Linked DNA regions of Homo sapiens: all the other regions are linked to region 3. A link is a loop called in an ENCODE intact Hi-C map of the cell type or tissue named here. Cell type or tissue: natural killer cell. All regions are shown on one strand. Region 1 holds the start of LOC105372692 (a long non-coding RNA gene). Region 2 overlaps PMEPA1 (prostate transmembrane protein, androgen induced 1). Region 3 overlaps ZBP1 (Z-DNA binding protein 1).

Region 1 (8,000 bases), 110 kb before region 3:
CACTGATCAGAATGGCTACATTAATAAGAGCGGCAAACCGAGTGCTGGGGAGGATGTGGAACACCAGGAAGTCTCCGTCCACTGCGGGTGGCAATGAATGGGCGTCGGTACGACCACCTTGGAAGACTGATCAGGAATATCTATTATAGCTAAATACAAGCCCACCCTCTGCCAGCGTTCCCACTCCTGACAAAGGACCCCAGAGAAAGGAGAATAAGTGTGCAAGGAGCAAGCCAAGAGACAATGGTAAGAGTGTCCACAGCGGCCCCACCTGCAAGAGCCAACAGCTGGGAACAACCCATGCCCATGACAAGAGAAGGGACAAATCACGGTGTCTGCACACAAAGGAAAGCTGCAGAGCCATGAAAAAGAACAAAGCAGCATGCCTTTGTGCTTAGGGTGAACCTAGCACGCCTAACCGTGAGTGAAGAAGTCAGACCCAAAAGAATACATACCGCAGGATTCTGTTTACAGAACATCAAGCCTAGGTGCCTTGATTCATGCCTATAATCCCGGCACTTTGGAAGGACATGGTGGGAGCTTGAACCCAGGAGTTCAAGACCAGCCTGGGCAACATAGCAAGACCTCGTCTCTACAAAAAATTAAAAAATTAGTTGGGCGTGGTGGCACGCACCTGTAGTCCCAGCTACTTGAGAGGCTGGGGTGGGAGGATCACTTGAGCCCAGGGGAGATGGAGGCTGAAGTAAGCCATGATCACACCATTGCACTCCAGCCTGGGTGACAAAGTGAGACCCTGTCTCTAAAAATACAAAAATAAAAATAAAACAATAGAAAGTCAAGCATGAACTAAAGAAATCTACCGTCAAAGAAGTCAGAATCGTGGTTATCTCTTCTGCAGGGACGCAGGCGGGCAGTAACTAGAAATGAGGGGGGCAGTAACTAGAAATGAGGTGGGCAGTAACTGGAAACAAGGTGGGCGGTAACCGGAAACTTTCTGGAGTGACGGGAATGCTCTCAATCTTGATCCGGGAGGTGGTGATCCAGGTATATTCAACGTGAAAAGTCATCAAACAATCGACTTTGGATTTGTGTGCTTTGCTCTCAATATATGCGCCGTCAACAACAAAAAAGCACTACTCTGCCCAAGCATTCAACCTACATCAACGCACTTACCCCTGACCATAACCGGATGAAGAGGGAGCTGTTATCCCCATTTCGCAGAGGAGAAATCCTGAAATCTCCACGGCTCCCTGGAGGGTGGCAGGCTGGGTCCTGTGGGCCAGATTCCCACTGTGAGCTGCAGAGATAGAGGCCACACCTGCAGGTGGGCTTCCCTGGGTCCAGCCAGAACCTGTCCTTGCCCTGCTCAGCTCCGGAAAGACCCCATCTTGTGGTACTGGAGGATGCTGCCATACCATGGACCCCCAGTGAGAACAGAGCCAGCTTCAAGGGATGTAACGTGTAGCCACATGGGGCTCTGCCCTCAGAAGGGGCTCTGAGTTCTGCTGTCACCAACCTGAAGTTCTTGCTAATTTTTGAACATGGAGCCTGGCATTTTTAGTTTGCAATGGGCTCCACAAATGATGTAGGAGAGCTTGAATAGAACACCGTGATGTTTAGCATGGCCCTTAGTTACTGAAGGGCCGTTCTATGGAGAGAGAAGCATGTTTATGCTGCTAGGAAAACAAATTATGGAAGTTATAAAGCAGGCAGACCTCAGCCTGATGTATGGAAGGACTTCCTGCCAGTGACAATGGTTCTAAATGAGCTGCCTCCAAAGAAAGAGTGTTACTCTGTGCCAAGCGTTCAGCCTGCATCAACGCACTTACCCTTCACCATAACCGGATGAAGAAGGAGCTATTATCCCCATTTCGCAGAGGAGAAAAACTGAGACTCTGCAGATTTTATTAGCTTGCCCTGCGTCACTCATCTGGTTAGCAGTGATGCTGGGACTTGAAACCAAGTCTGACTTACTTGGAGTTGGCATCCACCACCAGAGTCCTCAGAGATTCAAGCTGCATGCTGCACATCTGGGGCCAGCGGAGAGGCTTGCAGCCTCGGAGCCGCTGGGCTTCAGAGCTCAAGGCGGTGATTTCGGGATTTCAAACACAGACAGGAGGCAAAGCAAAGAAAGCCAGGGCAGTCACTGTGTGCCAGCCACAGAGCCCCCCCCCCACCCCCCCCCCGCGGGCTGCTGGCATGGGGAGACCAGGGAACAAAGCTGCTCAGGGCATTCAGGAGCTGGTGGGACACATGAGTAAAGCTGACATCTGTGACACTAGGGAGGGGTGGGGACCGAGGCAATTCATGTTTAAAAAGTGTTTAAATACCATGCAGGCAAAACCAAAACCCCTCCTGCAGGCTGCACTCAGGTCACCATTAGTGGTAGCTGGTTTAGACTGACAGCCCCATGAGGGCAGGGAGGGTGTGTCATGCCCAGCACTGCCCCGCACTGCCCCCCACCAGCCCAGCACAGGGCCTGGCAAGCAGGTAGCCTGTTTACAGGACACGTGGCCCCAGTGGCTGTCTGTCTCACTGCCCCTCTTCCTGCCCAATGCCACCCCATAGGGCTGGGCCATGCCATAGGGGGCAGGACCCCAGCTCACCTGGCTCTGCCTCACCCACCTGATTCCTATCCCCTCCTCTCCCACTTCCCACTAGCACAGGCCTAACTTAGAACGTTCTTGGAAAAAAAAGGCTGAGTACTAGACAAGTATTGGGATAGCGCAGGGGTTAAGAACAAGGGCCCCAGGAGTAGACAGACCTGGATTTGAATCAAGCCCCACCACCTCCTAGCCACGCGACCTTAGAAAAGTTACCTCGCCTCTCTCTGCCTTGGTTTCCACATCAGCAAAATAGGAATAATAATGGTGACTAATCTGGTTTTTTTTTGTGAATATTGTTATATAAGACTTGTAATTTTGTTAATGTTAAATTGCATGTAATACACGTGAAATGCCCAGAACACCACTTTACACGTAATAGGCATTCCATCAGTGCTATCTGTTCTTCTTTGCTGTTGTTGCTGTTGGAGACAGGGTCTTGTTCTGTTGCCCGGGCTGGAGTGCAGTGGCACAATCATAGCTCACTGCAGCGTCAAACTCCTGGGCTCAAGCCATCCTCCTGCCTCAGCCTCCCAATTAACTGGGACTACTGGCATGCACCAAGACACCTGGCTAATATATTTCTGTCTTTCTTTTTCTTTTCTTTTTTTCTTTTTTTCTTTTTTTTTTTTAAGAGATGAGGTCCCACTACCATTGCCCAGGGGTCTCAAACTCCTGGGCTCAAGCAATAATCCTGCCTCAGACTCCCAAAGTGCTAAGATTACAGGTGTGAGCCACCGCGCACCTGGCCTGCTATTGTTCTTTATTGCATGAACAATTGCCATTTATCAAACACCTCCTATGTGTTAAGCTCTGTGCTGAGAACTAGTCTTTGCAATAATTATTCAAAAAGTACCTATTGAATATAAACTGGGGCAGACCTTCCTCAAAGCACATGGGTACCTCCCCGTGGAGCTCACACCCTTTTAGAGGAGATACAATAAAAGCCAGGATGGGGCAGAGCAGTGGGGAAGAAGGGGAGGTAATGTTGAACCACCTGCCCATGGTTACAGAGGCAGCAGGCCTGGGACTCCCGACGCTTCCCTCCTGCCTTATACCTGATCTAAGAAGGCCCTGCTGGGCACACAGTAGATGCTCAGCAAATGTTCTGTTGAAGGGCTGGAGCCTCACAAAACCCTACTGATGCAAACAGGCTCAGCGAGGCTGAGTGACTTGCCCAAGATCCTAAGAGGTGGTGGAGGAATCGCCTTTCACAAAAAAGAACAAGCGCTTCGGAGCCGCCGCCGCTGCAGCCCCGGCGGACCCAAAGCCTTTAAACACCGAGGCCCCGCGCCCCGCCCCGCAGCCACCACGTGGATTTAAAACCCACGCAGCCGCCGGGCTCCGGCCCCTCTCCCACCATTGGCCGAGGCCACCAGCACTTGTATCCAATAGATCGTGCTTCTCCCGGAATCCAAACTTGGGATTGGCCGGTTAGCTGTGTCATTTCGGGCTGCCCATGACGTCAGCCTGTCTGGCACCCCCGCCTCTTCGGTGTCTTGGCCGCTGTTAAAGGAGCCGCAGGAGGTAGGACTTGAGAGGTGCTTCAGAGGCACTATTAAGTAAAAATTTTTAAAAATTTTTCTAAATGAATGCTCATGGTAGAAAATAGAGCAAACAATATGAGAAATATATTGCATTTAATCCATTGCACAAAGCTGACCACTGTTAATATTTTGGCAAATATCATTTTAATCCTTTTTCTAATAATATTTTTGTAAAAAGTTGAGATCGGTTCTGCAGCCTATTTTTAAATTTAGTTTATATGGGACTTTATATCATCAGATAATTTTTGAAAACAAGGTTTTGAACAGTTTTATGATCACTGCCTTTTATTTACGCATCTTCTATTTGTTTTTAATTTCATTGCACTTTTGCTTTTACGAATGAAGATAGGATCAACGTTCTTCTCCTTAAAACTGTTCACTTCTCTGATTATTTCCTTAAGATATGTGGTAGACTTACCGGTTGCAGATACACATACTTTAAGGGACTAGTCCACATTGCAAATTGTTTTGCGTTCATTCATTCAGCAAATATTTATTGGGCGTGACCACATGCCAGTCACTGCTAGGGGCTGTGGACACGGAGAATAAGACAGATGTAGCCTGTGCTGCCTTCAAAGATGCAATGCCAGTTTCATTGCCTTTGAAGCCAGCTCTTGGACACCGATTCCCAAGCCCCAAACTGACGACAGATTCACCCGTCCGGAGGGCTCCATGTGCAGATGGGACAGGACCCTGTCTCCAACCCTGGCATGGAGATGTAGGTGAAGGGCACAGAGTGTTTTCCTGGGACTGTTGGGCACCGTCGTGCCCTGTTCCTCTGGGTTCCCACAGTGCCTTCCTGGCGTTCTAGATGGCCTTGCAGACGTCTCAGCATTTGTCCCTAGACCAGACACTGGGGAGACACAGGACACAGTCTAGCTGGGGAGAGACACTGAATGAAGCCACTCACAAATTCACACACACAAAATTATAATTTATAATTTGAGATAAGTTATCCAAAGGGAAGAAGAGGGATTTAGTAGGGTCTGTTTGTATTTTGTCCGGGACGGGGAGCCCCTGGGATGCACAATGCGCAGTGTTAATCAGTCTTCCCTCCTATCCATGGGGGTACGTTCTGAGACTCCCAGTGGATGCCTGAAACCTCACACAGCACCGAACCCTATATACTCTATTTTTTCATACACATGGATACTACAATAAGGTTTAATTTATAAATTAGGCCTAGTAACAGATTGACAACAACAGTTAACAATAAAATAGAACAATTATAACAATATAGTGTAATAAAAATTGTGTGGATGTGGTCCCTCCCCCTCTCTCTCTCTCACTCTCAAAATATCTTACTGTACTGTACCCACTATTTTTGGACCTCGGCTGACCATGGGTAACTGAAACCTTGGAAAGGGAAGCCATGCATGGGGTGGGTGGCGGGGGACTACTGTAATTAGCTTTTTCAAGAGCTTGCTCCAAGCCAGGCCCTGTGCTGAGTGCCCTGCATGAGTTACCCATGTAATCTTCCACTGGCCCTATGAGTGGATGGATACCTGTCAGATCTCCACTTTTAAGATGAAGAAACTAAGGTCCGGAGTAGTTCATTCACTTTCTTCAGCAAGGTCACACAGAAGTGGTAACATGTACTTGCCTGACCCCACGGTTTTCAGCATGCAGAATTCAGGTTTGGGGGAAATGGGCAGATGAGTGGGTAAGCCCATCAGAGGGGATACCGTGGAGGCAGAGCTGGCCTGCGCTAGTCACTGTGCAGCCCCACGGCTTGTTGCAGCACCTGGCACGAGGTGTGGAATTGTCTCTGTGCCAGGTGTGGTGCCTGGCATTAGCACTGCACAGAGCCTGGCAGACACGGTCATGTCCGAGTCCTCTGTGATCAGCATGGCCTTTGCTGTCACACCCAGACCACTCTACCTGCTTCCCCTCAAACCCAGCAGCAGAACACCAAGGGCCAGCCTCCCCTAAATCGCTCTGGTGTCATTGAGAAGCACAGTTTTATATTATTAATTACTCCTAATAACAGTACAATGTGTCATTCATGACAAGAGAGACGCAGAACACTTTTGGTTGGGTATTTCTGGTCCGTGAAATCAGCTTGAGTGACTCATAGTTCTTTCTGAAAGTGTTTCAGACATGAGTTAAACATCTGGAATCTTCCATTCCCCTCTCAAGCTCAACCTGTGGTAGAAAAGTCTGTGTATTAAGCTATTTAAGGTAACCAAAGACCCTGCAGGGCCTGGGCTGCTGTCAGGCACTGAATGGATCCTAGCTCAGCTCTGCCTTTCACTGGCACCTTGAATCTTCTCCAAGTCATGGCCCTCTCTGGGCCTCAGTTTACCCATCTGTCAGAAGACAAAATTGGCTCTAATGTTCCCTTCTGTCCTCTCCTTCTGCCCACCCTTGTCTCCCTGCCTGGCTTCCAAAGCCCTCTCTTCTCGGGAAGAATTCAGTTCCCTGCTGGAATTGAAAAATTGGACAGAAGAGAATGGGATGGCACCCCGGGATGGAGGTGGGGGTGTCATCTGTGGCCAATTTAGCCGAGCATCTTTGGATTGCTGTTGGAGAACTCAACCATCTGACATTTGTCCAGCAGCAAAGCTCCTGTATATTTGTACAGCAGCGAAGCTCCTGTATCAGCGCCTAAACACACACAACACAACCAAGAAAATGCGAGAACACATGCAGATGCACGCACAACACACACATACCCTCATAGCACAAATACTCACATGCGTACCCCAAACATATGTACAATACAACGTGCACCCTCAAACCCTCAACACAGACGACACACACCACACACACACAAATACCCCACAGCGTGAATATGCACATGTACGTCCTGCATATACATGCAACGCACACCCACAAGCTCACAGTGGAGACCACACATGCACAACACGTCTTTCTGGCTGAGACTTCTGGTTCTGGTTGATACCATGCAAACGCTCCTTGCTCTTCTTGGTAGGTGCTAGCCCAGGTGACTGGCTTCTGGATACTCAGCTGCAAGAGGATACTTGGAGGTGGAGAGGGTGAGTGAGCGGGAAGACTTGTTAGCCAGTCATGAAGGCAGCCAAAAATGGGATTTGGATGTGTTTGTGGGTAGGTGTCCCTCCTGCATTTAGTCCACAGAGGTTTGCCAAGCACCCACTGCAGGCCAGACCCCAAGCAAGGCATGCCAGACTGGCCTGCCCCCTGGAGCAGTGGAGGGGATGGTGAACTCACAGACACCGAGTCCAGGGGCCGCTGGGCCCTGTGCTGAGGCCTCCCCACACTGCCTCTCCCTCACTGTGAAATCCCGCTCCTCCCTGTTTAGTGGCAGAGGGGACGCAGGTTCAGTGAGCTGAAGCAGCCTGCCAAGGCTGCCCACGCCAGACCCAGAGCAGGTGCTGGAGTGGCCTCTCACCAACCCAGCCGCTCCAGCCTCACTCCGCTGCAGAGTCAGCTGCCCCTCATGGTCGGAGATGAGGTTTTATGAACAGACACCACCAGCGGTGAGGCAAATGGTGGATCCCCGGGGGCCTCCGTGGAGCTGAGGGGGACGGCGCCAACCGAGTCCAGTGGGACGGCCAGGGGGACGGCGCCAACCAAGTCCAGTGGGACGGCCAGGGGGACGGTGCCAACCGAGTCCAGTGGGACGGCCAGGGGCACAGTGCCAACCGAGTCCAGTGGGACGGCCAGGGAGGACCCAGTCAAAGGCAGTGAGGAGGGAGACAGGGTGCAGAAGGCATCATTTGCTGAGGCCAGCCCATGGGCTTTAGGGCCCAAGTACCTGATTCACATCCCAGCTCCACCTCATCCTTGGGTCCCTGAGCCTCAGTGTCCCCATCTGTCAAATGGGAATAATATCAGCTTGGACCTCAGAGGGTTGTCGTGGGGATCCAGTGAGCTCATTTCTGGCTCTCCGTAGGATCCCAATGCA
Region 2 (8,000 bases), 76 kb before region 3:
TTAAGTGAACAGTGCTACAACAAAATTGCTGCTACTAGGTGTTAGAGACATCTTAGCAGGCGCCTTCCCAGAACAAGAAGAGCCAGAATTATTTGCTGGGCGGCCACGTACAGTCCTATTTTAAGAGCGACCTGGAGGGCAGCCCAATCACAGATGATGGTTTCTAGTTCTCTGGAGCAGCCAGCCCCCTCCCCCCAGCCAGTCCACCAGCAGACCCCAAACCAGACCGATAACTTAGCATTTTCATTTAAGTCCATCTGACAAATCGTTTTAGGCCGAGAAAGCAATACTGCATCTTTAAATGGCTACTTTGTCAGCGCGTCTCTGTGCGCTGTAAAAAGTCCTTTGTTATCTGTGTCTAGACAGCACGCCAGCGGAATATTTGGTCTGCGTGAGGGGAGAGAGATCTGACAAGGTTGAATTCATTTACCGGCTTATTTAAAGCGGGATTTCAAAACACTTGCTCATAAACTGTTTTCGGCCCAGACTCCCCGGCCTCCTCCTAGCCCACACTGGCTTTTCTTGCTTTTATAATTTTTCACCTGCTCGGGCAGTTAGCTGGAGGTTGCAGCCGGGTGGGTACCCTGGCGAGGAGAGTGACTGCGGCTTGCAGCTTTTTTCTTTTTTTAATTGTCCTCTTTATGACTGTCTAGACGTTCTGCAGATGCACGTTCTCGGGGGAAATGGCTTTTCCCTCTGGTTACAGTACTTGGGAGGGTTGCAGACGGCACCCCCTCCAACCGTTTGACCACCCAGCCCCCTTTCTAAAACCCCTCAGCCATTCTTCCTCTCCTTAAATGAAGGCACTTTGCCTCCTGGCAGCATCTTTGTGTTTATAACACATTTACTTGACTGTGCTAATTTTATACCATCATCGAAAAAGGAAAAGTGACATTCCAGGTTTTCTTCTCTCTGAGGGGTGGGCAGAGACCCCCCCCTCCCAGCTCCTCCCCACAACTTCCCCCATTTCTTCTTACAGCTCCTCCTTTTGTGGCAATGTTTTGTTTTGTGGCATGCCTACATGCCTAGACAAATAAAACACCAGAGGTTGGCTTCTTAAGGATGAAAATATCAGGGCTAGTTGAATGCGTCCGAGGTTTTAGTTCTGCCAAATAGATGCATTAATTAACCTCATTGCCATAGCGACTAGGTCATTGTTACCGCAGTGAAAAACTGGCAAGCTATGGGGGTGGAGGGTCTCCCGGGCCCCCCAATCACCCATCACCCGCCCAACAGGAACCGGTGCAGAGGCCAAATAGGCATCGTCCTGCCAGCAACCAGAAAGTGGTCCCACTTTGGCTCCTTCAGACTCTGCAGTGGGTGGTGGGGGCGGTTCTCAGAGCCCCCCTCCTTCTTAGGCAGCTACACAGCCCAGTGGACTTGGGAAATTCAGTTGACTTCCAGGCCCGCTACATGTTCAGGTCAGGAGGGAAGCAGGCTTCCGAGTTCCCTTCTGGAGCGAGGGCTGCGGGGTGGAGAGAAGTCACCCTGCCCCCCTCCCAGCTAGACCCCTAACTCCCCGACCCCCACCCGTGAAAACTATTGTCATTACCATTGACCTGCTGCAAAGCCATAAATTTCCACCCGCCTCCCCTCCCGCAGTCATCAATCTGCCCTCCGGTTTTTACTTGGTAGGGGGCACAAAAGCTGGGGAGGGGGAGTCAGGCGTGGGCAGCTGACCAGATGTCTCCTGGGATCCCTAAACTGCGTCTCATTTCTGCCAGATGAAGCGAGTCTAACCTATCAGCCTACTTGACTGCGGTGTTGCGGAGCCGGGGGTGGGGCGTGGTGGGACATTTCGTCTGCAGGAGATAGAGAAGGACATCCCATAACACTCCAGGTTTCTTGGCCAGATCTTTTTATTTCTACCCCCAAAACAGACAGCCCACAGGCAGGAGTGGTCTGTTGAGCAGCTACTCCCATTGTGCCCCGCATGGGTTTATGATGGACTTTGTGCAGGTGGCTGGACAGTGTGCTTCGGAGGCCGAGAACTCCAAGAACTCTGAGAGCTGCTGGGCTCTAGTCCTTCCCTCTTGGTGGCAGCCTGGAAGCCTGTAAATTTCCCCGCGGAGTGGGGAAGTGGGGTGACTGTGCTTGTAATATTTCAAGTTATACAGTCATTCGGGGGTTCTTTCTGCTCTCTCATAATTACAGCATCTTTAAGAAGAAATATCAACATGAAGTATTTTCAGGGGAAGAGACTTTTAAAAGAAACACACACACACACACACACACACACACACGCACACAGGCCAGAACACCACCACCGAGTTAGTATAGTAATGCAAGTTCGTAATGCATGCAGGGCTGCTCGCTCCAGGAAGCTCCCAAGCAGGAATGTTCCTGAAGGATGGGCTATTAAATATTGGATCCTCAGGCTGGCAGATGCGTCTGCGCTGTAATTGGGTCTTTCCTGGAGTAATTAAAGGAAAATGATTATATTAACCCAAGTCACCAGGCCAGCATGGCATAGAGAACTGAATGGCAACAGTATTGATGTTTCCCTCCAAAAACTGGCCTCTCTCAGCACATCAAAAACGCACCCTTGGCTTGAGTTTAGGGAGCTTTCCTTTCTTTGCACTTTTTATAATTGATCGCGTGTCTCCTGGCCTTCTTTTTCTTTTTAAAAAGCAGTGGGGGATATCCGTGCCCTCTAACGTGAGCAGCCTCTACCTGCTCAGGGAGATCTGAGCTTAAGGACAAGTGTGGCGTAAATGCCCCCGGAGACTGCGGCGTGAGAGATGACATTGAAAAAGGTCTGGCTTTTAGAGCTCAAACCTGGGAGGCTTGGACTCTTTTTTCTTCTTCTTCTCCTTTTCTGAAGAGTTGGAGAAGCCGGAGTTTCAAGACCGTCTTGGTGTGCTGCCTTATTTAGGAGGCGAGCTGCTGCTCATTTGTCAGGCAAAACAGATGTGGTGGGGAGACAACATCTATTTTCATAATTCGAAACAAATCTGGCGAGCCGCCTTCCTTTTCAGCGGGGCCTGCTCATGCAGAAAGCCCAGCTCCCAGGCAGCATCTAGCAGAAATATTTATAGCTCATCCATTGAACTTTCCTTCCTCCAGGAGGAGTTGGTTTCTGCTGGCGATGGGGACACAGACTTGACAGGGAGTGGGTGCTGTTTCAGGGATTTTTTTTAAATCAAAAACTGGAGGAGTGTGGGTCACAGCCAGCGACGCAGCTGTGCCTCTCCTTCTCGTGTCCTTTCGTCTTCCAGGTGTGGGGCGGTGGGCACGGGAGCCTGCTCTGTAGCATTCAGCAGCCTCTTTACTGGGAGGGCAGTTAAAGGCTGACTTTGAAACTCCTCTGGGCCGGCGCCTAGGACCCCGACACTCCAGGGAGACCCAGAACCTGGGCCCCTAGTTACCAGTGACTTTGTGCTTAGGTATGCAAGGGCAGCGGGCTGTCATTTCCCCATTTTATGGATGAAACCACCGAGGCTCAGAGAACAGCTTGCCCAAGGTCACACAGGGAACCGCTGGTGGAGCTGGTCCCCCGCTCTGAGCACCATTCACACTCAGCTCAAGCCTTCATTCCCACTGGGAGCCTTTGCTACGCCGTCACCTCCCATCGAAGGTAGCTGTGTCTGTCTGTGTGTAATAGTGACCTAAGGAAGGAGGACAGACCCGGTATTTGGGCGAATCACCCATCTTCTGTTCATTTATCCAGTAGGTGAGCTCCTTCCCTGTGCCACTGGAGATGGGAGGACCTGGTGAATGGAACAGGCCTGAGCCTGCCCTCAGGGAGCTACTAGTCTGGTGCAGATGGGAAACAGAGTCAGATACTGAACGGAGGAGGAGATTCGACAGTGTCACATGACTGTGCCTGGGGGCTGCTTTATTGGTCTGAGAGGGTCTCTCAGCAGGGCTGACCTTGTGCTGAGAATGAGGGATGAGAAGGAGTCAGCGGTGGGAAGACCTTGGGGGGAGTACCTCAGGCAGAGAGGAGAAGCCGAGAGGGTGAGGTCTGCTAAGCTAGGTGTGGTGGCCATGTCCAGTTCCCAGCTGGCCGTGTCACCTTGAGGGGGGACTGACCAGGTTGCAGTTCCTTCTTCTGTAAAATGAGGGGGTGACTAAAGCGTACACAAGTTCTGATTCTGGGAAAACCACAGAGAATCGAGTTTTGTAAGGTGCTGCCAGCAGGGGAGGAGGTGGAGGGTACGTGGAGAGCTCTATTATTGCTTACAGAATTGAACGTGAAACGACAATGGTTGCTAAATTAAAAAGTTGGTTATTTTAAGCAGTGAAAGGTCTGGGAGGGCCGTTCCCTTCTTGATGCTGGGACCACCCTTGTAAGAGGCAGCGCCACACCATCCTCACGGTCGTCTCAGGCAGGGGACACCCTAGAGAGGTCTCTCGCTGTCACCCGCAGATGGCAGAAGTGGGACTGGCTCCGGGGCAACCCCTGGTTGCCTCGCACAGGGCTCCCTCCCTGGCAGGAAGGAGGCCCATGCAGGGTGAGGGTGCCCTCAGGAGCTCAGGCAGGCGGCAGGTTTGGAGGGACGGGGGTTCCCAGTGGCAGTGATGGAGGGGTGTTTCTCATTCCCCACTGCCGTGATTCCATGCAAGTGGATGGAGCGTGCTGGAGAGGTCAGGAAGGAGCATGGGCGCCTGCCTCACCCCTGCCCCACCAGCACTCAGGCAGGCCTCACAAATCACAATGGGCCCTGTCCCTGGTAGCACCCAGGGTTGATGAATGGGGACTCCCAGGCCCTGGGGCACTTGGAAATCCCTCATGCAAAAGGTGGAAACTAGAAGTTGTCCTGCAGATTGACATTCTCAGAACTCCTTCCCTCCCTTCCTCACTGACCCGGCCCCGACCCGTGGGATGATTTTCATTCTCCTGCCTCCAGAGAAGGACCTGTGCTTACGTCCTCACGCAGACTGCTCTCCGCCACTTTCCCTCACCCATGTATTCATTTCACAAGCATTTACGAAGTGCCTCCTGTGTGTCTGGCATGGTGGTTGGTGCCAGTGTGCGTTGATCGGTGATCAAGGTGGTTGCGACTCCAGCCTACAGAAATGTACAATCCAAGTGTGAAATGAACAACTGCCCTTTCCTAAGCGTTTGCTTTCAAAGCAGATGTTTTTAGACTAAGTTGTTGTTATTCTTCAAACCGGTTGTGTGTGGTTTCAGTCCCTGCTTCTGTCTTCACATTGAGGCCTAATTAGGAATCAGCTGTTGCCTAGCTAATGTTTATTGAGCAAGCACTATGCACCCGGCACTGTGCCTGAGATATTCACTATCATCTGATTTAATCCAGAGTTTCTCGACCTTGGTGCTGACGTTTGGGCTCAATAATTCTTTTCTGTGGGGGACTTCCCTGTGCGTGGCAGGGTGGATGTTTAGCTACTTCCCCTCGCCCACTGGATGCTAGTAACACCCCCTCCCAGTTGTGGCAACCACAAGTGTTTCCAGATATGGCCAGATGTCCCCTGGGGCAAAATCATCTCCGGTAGAAGAACCACACCTTAGCCCTAGCAGCTGCCCTTGAGGTCCCAGTCCCTTCATCTGCAGAATGCGGGTGTTGACGGGACTCCCCAAAGCGGCTCCTTGGGAGCTTTGAATGATATAATGCACTTAAAGCTCTTAGCACAACCCAGCTAAAGCTGGAGTGGCTGCAGCTCTCCCCGCTGGTGTGTCTGAGTGTCTGACGGGCAGAAGTCGTTTTTACCATCCACTCATCCCCCGACGGTTCCCTGGGGCTTGCAGTGCAAGCCAGACTCCATGCCACAAGCTAGGCTCACCTTGCAAAGATGGTCAAGGTCACAGCCATTGTGACCCTCACTCCCACCAGGGATGCCTGCGTGGACAGCCTGTACCCAAGGAACTGGAAGGCGCAGGCTCTGGCTCTAGCCAGCTTTGCACGGTTGCTCTGTGTCTCTGGGCAACTCCCTCCCCCTCTCTGGCCCTGTCCTTTTCTCATCTGACCCATTTTAGGGGCTTCTAAGCCACTCTCCTCCCCTAGAAACTCAGTATCTAAGAGGGTGAGTTTTTTCCCAAGGTTTTCCCCTGGGTCGTTTACAATTCTGATCACTTAGGGATCTCTGAGCCACTCACAGTGCCAGGTGACCACCCCCTTCCAGCATAACAAATTCACCTATGTGGCTCCAGCAGTTGCTTTCACATCCTGGGCTTCATAATTGAACAAGTGGTTCCTTCACTAAGGAAGCGAGCGCCTGGTTGGAATCTGTTCATCCATAGCGGGCGCTTGTAAGTCCATTCCCTGCAGGTCCCGGAACCCGCCACTGAACGATGTCAATTTCAGCCTGTTGGACACGGCTCCCGCATTGTCTGAAAGGAGCTTCCCCAGCAGGTCTGATGTGTGCCGTGTTTGGAGAGTCACACTGGAAAATGATACCTGAATCGTTTCAAGTTCACGTTGTCTATGCTGCCTTTGCCCCAATACACACCCATGGCCACCTGCAGGAAGTCTCAGTGCAGCTTTGCCAAGCCCCAAAGCAGCTAGCTCCTCATTGTATCTTCATGCTATGCCCCAGGAGGTAGGGTTTCTTGCCCTTGAATGAGACAAAGGTTTCCTACCTCAGGGCATTTGCACTTGCCATTGTTTGGCCAGGAGTGTTTTTTCCCCAACTCTCCTCATATTTAAGGTCTCTGCTGAAAAGCCACCTCCTCCGAAAGGCTGTCCCTAACCAGATCATTTAAGGAGGTCCCCGCTCCTAGGTGCTCATTATCACAAACCTGCTCTAGTTCTGTTCCATGTTCTGGAGAAGACAGAGGAGGACTCTTCTTCAAAAACACTCGTGTTGTTCAGAGATCCCTGCAGTTCCTGGCTCTTCTGTGCCTGAAGTGCTCACTGGCAGAGACGTCCGCAGTTCTTCCTGAACAATATGTTGATACTTTACAGTGATGCTTTCTCTTGGGGGTACAGTGGTAGTTTGGGACATCCTTTTGGGAGTATTTGATTGTATTGGGGAGGCAGTGACACTTTACATCGGGGAATCCCAAGCTGCTCTCCCTCCCCTGGCTCTTGTCACCTTTAAGACAGAGGTTGGAGGTTCCATGCTTATTACTTGGGGCAGACAATAGGAGCCAGTGCTTCCAGATTACTTAAAATCTCCTTTCCTCGTTTCTAAATTTTAAATGACGTGTTTAGAATTTAATCTTCAAACCTGGGAGCCAGACCTGCAAGTGGAGAGATGACAGCCGAGAGATGGTTTCGTGTGGCTGCAGCAGCCAGATGGCAGATGCTGTGAGCGGGAGGCGAGGGAGGCTGCGAGAGAGGGAAGCGGCTTCTGTTTCGGCTCTTACCCTCCCTTTGCAGGAAACTAACCCCCTCCCCCAGTGCCAGGCCTGGGCCAGGCCCTAAGGACCGCTTAAGGCTGCTGGCCTCAGCCTCTGCCAGGGCGATTCTGGTGATGCCAAGGGACAGGGCACTCCCAGACCGTTCACTTGTTTTCAGAAAACTTTTTATTTTGAGACAATTGTTTGTTAGCATGCGGTTGTAAAAAATAATACAGAGAGGTTCTATGTAGATATCCTCCAGCTTCCCCCAATGGTACCGTCTTACATAACTGTAGTACAGTGCCAAAGCCAGCAGTTGACATTTGTCACAAACCATCAACCTTACCTTTCCCCAGTTTTACACACACTCATTCGAGTGTGTGTGTCTGTGTGTGTGTTTCGTTCAATGCAGTTTTATTGTATGCGTAGATTTGTGTAACCACCAGTCAAGACACAACAGTCCCATCACAAGAACATCTCATTCTACCCTTTTCTAACTGTATCCACCCCCTTACCCATGAAACCACTAATCTCTTCTCCATTTCTATAATATTGTTATTTTAAGCATGTTATAGAAATGGAGTCATACACTATCTAGCCTTTTGAAATTGGCTTTTTTCACTTAACGTAATTCTCTGAAGATGTCTCCACGTTGCTGTAGGTGTCAGTAGTTCATTCCTTCTTGTTGCTGCGTAGTGTTCCAAGGTATGAATGCACCATGGTTAGTTTAACCATTCACCTGTTGAGGGACATC
Region 3 (8,000 bases):
TCAAGGCAGTCTAAGCCCAGCAGAGACTCAGGGGAGGGGGCTCCACTGCCAACAGGAAGAGGGGAGAGGGGAAACCAGTGCGGTTCACCGTCCCAGCCACCGTTTGGTCCCTGGAAGCTGCACAGGCTGGTTGCAGAGCCTGAGGATTCCAACTCTGCAGAAGGGAGCTCGGGGCCTCGGGTGGGGGCAGCTGGAGAGTTGGGCAGGTCCACGCAAGGTGGGGAGGGCCAGGGCAGGTGTACCTGGTGGGTGGAACAGTGTGGACAATGGCCTGGAGGTGAGGACATGACAGTGTGGGAACCCACAGGGGTTTGAGGGTGACCTGAGCATGGAGAGCAGAGCCAGGGCCTGGCTCCAGGCTGCAGTCGATGCTAAGGCAATTGGAAGCCATGGGGGGCTTTGAGCAGGAGAGGGGCTGGATGAGATTTTTGCCTCCCATGTGAAAAAAGAATTAGAAGGCGGATTTCCGCTCCTACCCTTTTGGGATCTGGAATAAGGAATCACACCCAGTCCCACCAATGGGTAGAAAACATGGATTCACGGAATCTGGAGGACTGGCCGGCATCCACCCTCCAGTGCCTGAAGGCCCAGGGGATGCATGTCCTGGAAGTCCAGAGGGTCTCCTCACCCCAAGGGCCGTGTCCTTGCTGTCCCAGCAACTGAGGAGACCCTGGCCCCACGTGTCTTCAAACTCTCCCTCCAGGACCCCTGGGAGCCCCATGCACATGTGACACCTGCAGAACGGGGACCAGGAGCGCATTCCTCAGGACTCAGGCCATGAGCATCTGGGAGCATGGACTTCCTTCCAGCAGCAAAGGGAGTCTCTGAGACCTCCAAGGCCACTGGGGACCCTTGGGAGGGCATGTGCCACCAGATGGGGATCCGGCTTAGGACCCCACAGCACAGGCTGTCTGCAGAGCCCTGTGGGTCTCAAGCCAGACCATTGAAGACTTCTCTTTCCGGAAAGAACACAGCACTGTGTTTTTTAAAAATAGCCACACTTCTGGGTGTAGTGGCTCATGCCTGTAATCCCAGCACTTTGGGAGGCCGAGGCAGGTGGATCACGAGGTCAGGAGATCGAGACCATCCTGGCTAACACGGTGAAACCCTCTCTCTACTAAAAAATACAAAAAATTAGCCAGGCATGGTGGCGGGCACATGTAGTCCCAGCTACTCAGGAGGCTGAGGCAGGAGAATGGCGTAAACCTGGGAGGCGGAGCTTGCAGTGAGCCAAGATCATGCCACTGCACTCCAGCCTGGGCGACAGAGCAAGACTCTGTCTCAAAAAAAAAAAATGGTCACACTCCCAGATTTGCCCTGCAACATCCTGACATTCTTCCCTAAGGTTCTAGCAGAAGAGCTGATGACATCTTTGCCCCTTGCCCTGACCCACCCACCTCTCTTTGTCCCCAAGAGACATCAATAGGCATAGCTCAGAGATATTATGGGTGAGTTCCAGAACACCCCAATAAAGCAAGTCATGCAAATTTTTGATTTCCCAGTGCATATACAAGTTATATTCACACGATGCTCTAGTCTATTAGGTGTGCACTGAATCACGTTATATCTAAAAAACAATGTACATACCTTAATTTTAAAATACTTTATTGCTAAAAATGCTAACCATCACCTGTCTTCTGCCAGTCATCATCTCTATGCTGGTGGAGGTCTTGCCTTGATGTTGATGGCTGCTGACTGATCAGGGTGGTGGTTGCTGAAGGTGGAGGCAGCTGTGGCAATTTCTTAAAATAAGGCAACAATGAAGTTCGCTGCAGCAATGAACTCTTCCTTTCATGAAAGCTTTCTCTGTAGCATGCAATGCTGTTTGATGGCATTTTACTCATACTAGAACTTCTTTCAAAATTGGAACCAAGACTCCCCAACCCTGCTGCTGCTTTACCAACTAGGTTTATATAGCAGTCTAAATCCTTTGTTGTCATTTCAAGAATGTTCGCAGTATCTTCACCAGGAATAGATGCCATCTCAAGAAACCACTTTCTTTGCTCATCCATAAGAAGCAACTCATCTGTTCAAGCTTTCTCATGAGATTGCAGCAATTCAGTCCCATCTTCATATTCCACTTCTAATTTGTGTTTTCCTGCTATTTCCACCACATTTGCAGTTGCTGCCTTCACTGAAGTCTTGAACCCCTCAAAGTCATTCATGAAATTTGGAATCAACTTCTTCCAGACTCCTGTGAATGTTGATAGTTTGACCTCCTCCCATGAATCACAAATGTTCTTAACGGCATGTAGATTGGTGATCTTTTCCAGAAGATTTTCAACTTACTTTGCCCAGATCCATCTGAGGAATCACTCTGTGTTGCACTTATGCCCTCATAAAATATATTTATTGAAGAATAAGAAGTGAATGTTGAAGTTACTCCTTAATCCATGGGCTGCAGAATGGATGCTGTGCTAGCAGGCATGAAAACAATGTTAATTCTTTTTTACATCTCCATCAGAGCCCGTGGATGAACAGGTGCATTGTCAACGAGTAGTAAAAAAAAAATTTTTTTTTGGCCCTCAATCCAGGATGCGGAACACTCAGATCCTGTGGTATGGACGATGAGCAGTGAAATGTTCAAAGGAATATTTTGTTTTCTAAGCAGTAAGTCTCAATGCTAGGCTTAAAATATTCAGTAAACCAAGCTATATACAGGTGCTCTCATCTAGCTTTGTTGCTTCATTCATAGAACATAGGCAGAGTCGATTTAGCATCATTCTTAAGGGCCCTAGAATTTCCAAAATGGTAATTGAGGAGAGGCTTCAGCTGAAAGTCACCAGCTACATTAATCTCCAACAAGAGAGCCTGTCCCCTTTGAAGCTTTGAAGCCAGGCATTGACATCTCCTTTCGAGTTATGAAAGTTCTAGATGACATCTTTTTTCAATAGAAGGCTGTTTCATCTACATTAAGAACCTGCTCTGTTGTGTAGTCACGCTCATCAATGATCTTAGCTAGAGCTTCCGGGTAACCTGCTGCAGCTTCTCCATCAGCACTTGCTGCTTCACCTCACACTTGCATGTTATGGGGACGGTTTCTTTCCTTAAACCTCATGAACCAACCTCTGCTCACTTCCAACTATTCTTCTGCAGCTTCCTCACCTCTCTCAGCCTTTAGAATTGAATAGAGCAAGGGCCTTGCCCTAGACGAGGCTTAGGTTTAAGAGATTGTTGTAGCTGGCTCGATCCTCTATCCAGACCACTAAAACTTTCTCCACACTAGCCACAAGGCTGGTTCACTTTCTCATCACTCATGTGTTTGCTGAAGTAAGACTTTTAATATCCTTCAAGACCCTTTCCTTTGCCTTCACAATTTGGCTAACTTTTGACCTAGCTTTCAACTTGTCTTAGCTTTGGACATGCCTCCCTCACCAAGCTTAATCATTTCTCACTTTTGATTTAAAGTGAGAGACGTGCAACTCTTCCTTTCACTTTAGCACATAGAGGCCGTTTGGGGTTATTTATTTATTTATTTATTTATTTTTGAGATGGAGTTTTGCTCTCGTTGTCTAGGCTGGAGTGCAATGGCACAATCTTGGCTCACTGCAACCTCCACCTCCCAGGTTCAAGGGATTCTTTTGCTTCAGCCTCCTGGGTCGCTGTGATTACAGACCTGCACCACCACGCCTGGCTAACTTTGTATTTTTAGTAGAGATGGGGTTTCTCCATGTAGGTCAGGCTGGTCTTGAACTCCCAACCTCAGGTGATCTGCCCACCTCAGCCTCCCAAAGTGTTGGGATTCTAGGTGTGACCCACGGCGCCCGGCCCATTGTAGGGTTATGAATTTTCCTAATTTCAATATTGTTGTGTCTTCAAGGAATAGGGAGGCCTGAGGAGAGGGAGAGAGAGGAGGAGATGGCTGATCAGTGACAGGTTAGAGCACACAGATTTATTAATTAACTTCGTCATCTTCTACAGGTGATATTTGTGGCACCCCAAAGCAAAGCAATTATAATAGCAACATCAAAGATCACTGGTCACAGATCACCATAACACATATAATCAAAATGAAAAAGTGTGAAATATTGTGAGGATTACCAAAATGTGACGCAGAGACAGGAAGTGAGCATATGCTGCTGGAAAAATTGGCACTGATAGACTCGCTTCACACAGGGTGCCACAAACCTTCAACTTGTGAAAAATGAGTGCAATATCTATGAAGTGTAATAAACCAAAGTACAATAAGGTAAAGTGAGATAAAATGAGGTCTGCCTGTCACTTCCTCCTTGAGTGGCGGGCGGGACCTTATCCTGAGATGTGTAAGGCCTGGAATGGTTTTTGTTTTGTTTTGTTTTGTTTTGTTTTGTTTTGTTTGAGGAAATTGCTAATCAGAGACTGTCAGTGCCAGAGCATGTAGAGCCGTCTTTTGGGGTCCCTGGGAGGACTGGGAGAGCCCTGGGATGGGGGCTTTCTGGTGTTATTTCTGCTCCTCCATCTCACTGCTGTGAAACTAGGACAGGACTGGCTACATGATCTGGGGGCCCAGTGCAAAGTGAAAAGGTGGGGCTCCCTGTTCAAGACTTTGTACAAATCTAAAGACAGTAACAACAAAGGCTCAAGCTGAGCTCGAAATCCTTCCAAGAGCGGGTCCCTGTGGAAATGCCCAGGCCACGTGCCCATGAAGCTGATCCCCCATCTTCTCTTCCCTAGGTCGTCGTCCCGCAGACACACAATCCAGAAGTCACTTTCCTCGAGACATTGGTCAGCCCATCACTCCCAGCCACTCGAAGCTCACCCCCAAGCTGGAAACTATGACTCTTGGAAACAGGAGTCACAAAGCTGCAGAAGGCAGCCACTATGTGGATGAAGCCTCACACGAGGGGAGCTGGTGGGGAGGTGGGATTTAGTGCACAGCCTCACGTGGGGCTTGGACACAGGCTGGGGGTGGGCGCATGCTAGGGAGACTAGCCTGCTGCTCTCTGCATTCCTTAGCGTCTTGTTTGACCTGCTTGCTTCCAGACATAACCTGCATGAATCAGTTTTGGGGGAATGGACCTGGCATGGGGATGGGTTCAGGCCAGGTCTTTTGATGGCCAGGAGTAGATGACAGGGAGTTGCCTTGGGGAACCTTTGGTGTGCCAAGAGGAGGTGGGTAGATGGGAGTGGGGCTCGGTCCCCCAGGCCCAGGGGACTCTCTCCACTCTTTCCTGGGCTCGGGGCATCTGCCTGGAGTTACCTTCCATCATGGCTACCTGCTGTGGTTTGAATGTTTGAGTCCCAACAAAATTCATATCAAAACATAATCCCAACTGGGTGCAGTGGCTCACGCCTGTAATCCCAGCACTTTGGGAGGCCGAGGCGGGCGGATCAATAGGTCAGGAAATCCAGACCGTCCTGGCTAACATGGTGAAACCCCGTCTCTACTAAAAAAAAAAATACAAAAAATTAGCCGGGCGTTGTGGCGGGCACCTGGAGTCCCAGCTACTCCGGAGGCTGAGGGAGGAGAATGGTGTGAACCCGGGAGGTGGAGCTTCCAGTGAGCCGAGATCGCGCCACTGCACTCCAGGCTGGGCGACAGAGCGAGACTCCGTCTCAAAAAAATAAATACATAAATAAAAAATAAACCAACCATAATCCCCAGTGCAGTGGTATGAAGAGATGGGGCCTTTTGGAGGGGATGGAGTCAGGAGGGCGAGTGGGATTGTGGGATTAGCGCTGCCATGAAAGGGCTTGAGGGAGCCTGTTAGTCCCGCTTGCCTGTCCGCCATGTGAGGATGCAGTAACAAAGTGCCATCCTTAAAGCCGAGACCAACCCCTCATCAGACACTGACTCTGCTGGCACCTTGATCTTGGCCTTCCCAGACCCCGAAACTGTAAGCAATAAATTCCTGTTGCTTATAAATTACCCAGGGTGAGGCATTTTTTTATAGCAGCCTGAGCCAACTGAAACACTGCCCCACTCTCTCCTCACCTGAGGTCTCACTTCCTCAAGGCCCATTGTGGCCACCTGACCTCCTTATCACCCGACCTTTCTAGAATCTTCTCTCCTCAGCCTTGATCTCTCAGGATCTTTTAGCTGGACTCCCAAAGAGAAAATTCTTTCCCACCCCGACCCTGGGTCCCCAGGCCCTGGTGGAAGTCATTGGCTGACCCATGGGTCAGGTGACCTCTTCTGGCCAATCAGCAGGGAGTGCTTGTGGATTAGCCCATTTTCACGCTGCCGATAAAGATATACCCAAGACGGGGTAATTTATAGGCAAAAAGAAGTTTAACGGACTCACACTTCCACGTGGCTGGGGAGGCCTCACAATCACGGTGGAAGGCGAAAGGCACGTCTTACATGGCAGCAGGCAAGAGAGAGAATGAGAGCCAAGGGAAAGTGGCTTCCCTTATGGAGCCATCAGATCTCATAAGACTTACTTCACTACCAGGAGAACAGTATGGGGGAACCATCCCCATGATTCAATTATCTCCTGCTGAGTCTCTCCCACAACACATGGGAATTATGGGAGCTACAATTCAAGATGAGATTTGGGTGGGGACACAGCAAAACCATGTCAGCTTGTTATTTACCAGACCCCACCACCCCGCTAGGGGCTAAGTTCCCGTAGAAGGGCTATGGGCTCTGCAACATTTCTTGAACCATGGGGTGGGGTGGGTAGTGGAGGGATTTGGTGGGGCATGGTGGGAGGAAGATGGAGAGGGATAGAGGGAGGTGGTGATCAGCTGGGCAGGGTGATTGTGGAACAAGGACTGTGTCCGTCCTTCAGTGTGCACATAGGCACACACACATGCACACACAGGTGTACACACACACATGCACACACACAGGCACTCTGCTGCCCCCAACTCCAATGCCACACCCAGTCCTCAGGTGGGCGTTTGTCACACTCCACTCTGTCTCCTTCACTGGCCTTGGCATCTGACACCCAAAAGCTGATGCCCCTGGGGCTAATGTCTACCTTGGCGGGGAGGGGCTGGCTCATCACAGGGCCTCAGTAAAAACAGTTATTGAACAAATTCATATCTCCTTGCCCAACTCGACTGGGAGGATCTTTAGGGTGGATGCTTTGACATATTGGTCAGAACCTAGACTGATATATAGAACTTACAGTTCATCCCTTAAAGGGGATTCGTAAGACATTGTTTGAGCTCCTTGATCCAGTCATTCCTGAAGCAGAACCTATCCTAGCACTTACCCATTAGAAGAACTGAGATGTCCCCTTAGTGCTGAAGCCAGCTCCACTGGGATTTCCATTTCTGAAGGGCAGCTGCCCCCTCACCTCCCCTACCCACTCCCCTTAGCTCACTGCTACTCAACCTGAGGCATGACCTTACCGAGAGATTTCAGAGCTCCCAGGCTAGCTGGATGCCTCCTGTCTGCTTCTGAAGCCTCCTCTGCTCCCCATATCAAACCCACACTTCATTGCCCCAACATTGCCTTGTCATTAGTCTAGCTCTCGTCCATCGAGACTCATTTGGTCGTAGATGATAGAAAGCTGAGACCTGCTTCAGCACAAAAGGGGATGCACTGGATCTTCTAATAGACAAGCCCAGGCATAGAGCCTGCTTCAGGAATGTCTAGATCCAGGAGCTCAGGTGATCTCTTAGAACTCAGCCTCGCTCCACCCCCCTACTGCTTTCCTCTGTTTTCAATGATAGCCCCCAGCAGCTCCAGGCCCCCACACCACTAGCTTAGCTACCCAGTGGAGAGGGATGACTTTCCCGACAGCAAAAGCCACAACAGATGGCTTTATTTGTATGCCCATTCCCCACCAGTCATTGGCCAGAGCAATAGAATGCGGTGATTGGCCAACTGGTATCACATAGCTTATCTCTGGAACCAGGATGGGGAGCAGCCACCCCCAGTCACATGGCCTAAGGGTGATGGATCAGCTGTTTTCTAAATTTACCAGGAAAGGGATGCTGGACAGGCTAGAACCTCAGAAGTCCGCTACACTCCCCAGCTTTGAATGAGGAATTTACTGGACTCAGGGGCCCTGGCTTTCAACTCTTATACCTCCAGGGTCCAATGTATGCTGGACAAGGCCCTTCAC

Evidence for each region. Peaks named below come from ENCODE experiments on the same cell type or tissue, not always from the same donor. Only the 100,000 strongest peaks of a DNase experiment are listed, where the experiment ranks them.
Region 1: a loop joins it to region 3, with 6 times the contacts of the local background. A loop is called at or near these places in 6 of 110 quality-filtered maps.
Region 2: it touches region 3 in a loop (6-fold over the local background); 6 of 110 quality-filtered maps call a loop at or near these places.

Annotation. Positions count from the first base shown.
Region 1 is chr20:57,714,593-57,722,592 of GRCh38, reverse strand. It overlaps LOC105372692 (a long non-coding RNA gene), which reads right to left and starts at 3,919. Exons shown (of 6, transcript XR_007067675.1): 1 at 1,936-3,919; 2 at 1,135-1,258. RefSeq lists an enhancer at 7,005-7,533. In natural killer cell, no CTCF peak of the experiment used is centred here; a DNase peak (open chromatin) is centred at 3,982; H3K4me3 peaks cover 385 bases; H3K27ac peaks cover 453 bases.
Region 2 is chr20:57,677,798-57,685,797 of GRCh38, reverse strand. The region is part of intron 1 of PMEPA1 (prostate transmembrane protein, androgen induced 1); the gene reads left to right. Among named protein-coding and RNA genes, the nearest start is that of PMEPA1, 28 kb to the left of the region's middle. RefSeq lists enhancers at 3,332-3,832, 4,142-4,191, 4,282-4,341, 4,752-4,861, 5,242-5,311 and 4 more and a silencer at 3,760-3,923. In natural killer cell, a CTCF peak has its summit at 4,357 (motif pointing right); DNase peaks (open chromatin) are centred at 4,397 and 5,387; H3K27ac peaks cover 2,913 bases.
Region 3 is chr20:57,601,423-57,609,422 of GRCh38, reverse strand. ZBP1 (Z-DNA binding protein 1) reads left to right here. Exons shown (of 8, transcript NM_030776.3): 8 at 4,654-5,571. The coding sequence ends at 4,850. Among named protein-coding and RNA genes, the nearest start is that of ZBP1, 15 kb to the left of the region's middle. In natural killer cell, no CTCF peak of the experiment used is centred here; DNase peaks (open chromatin) are centred at 3,422 and 4,112; H3K27ac peaks cover 2,232 bases.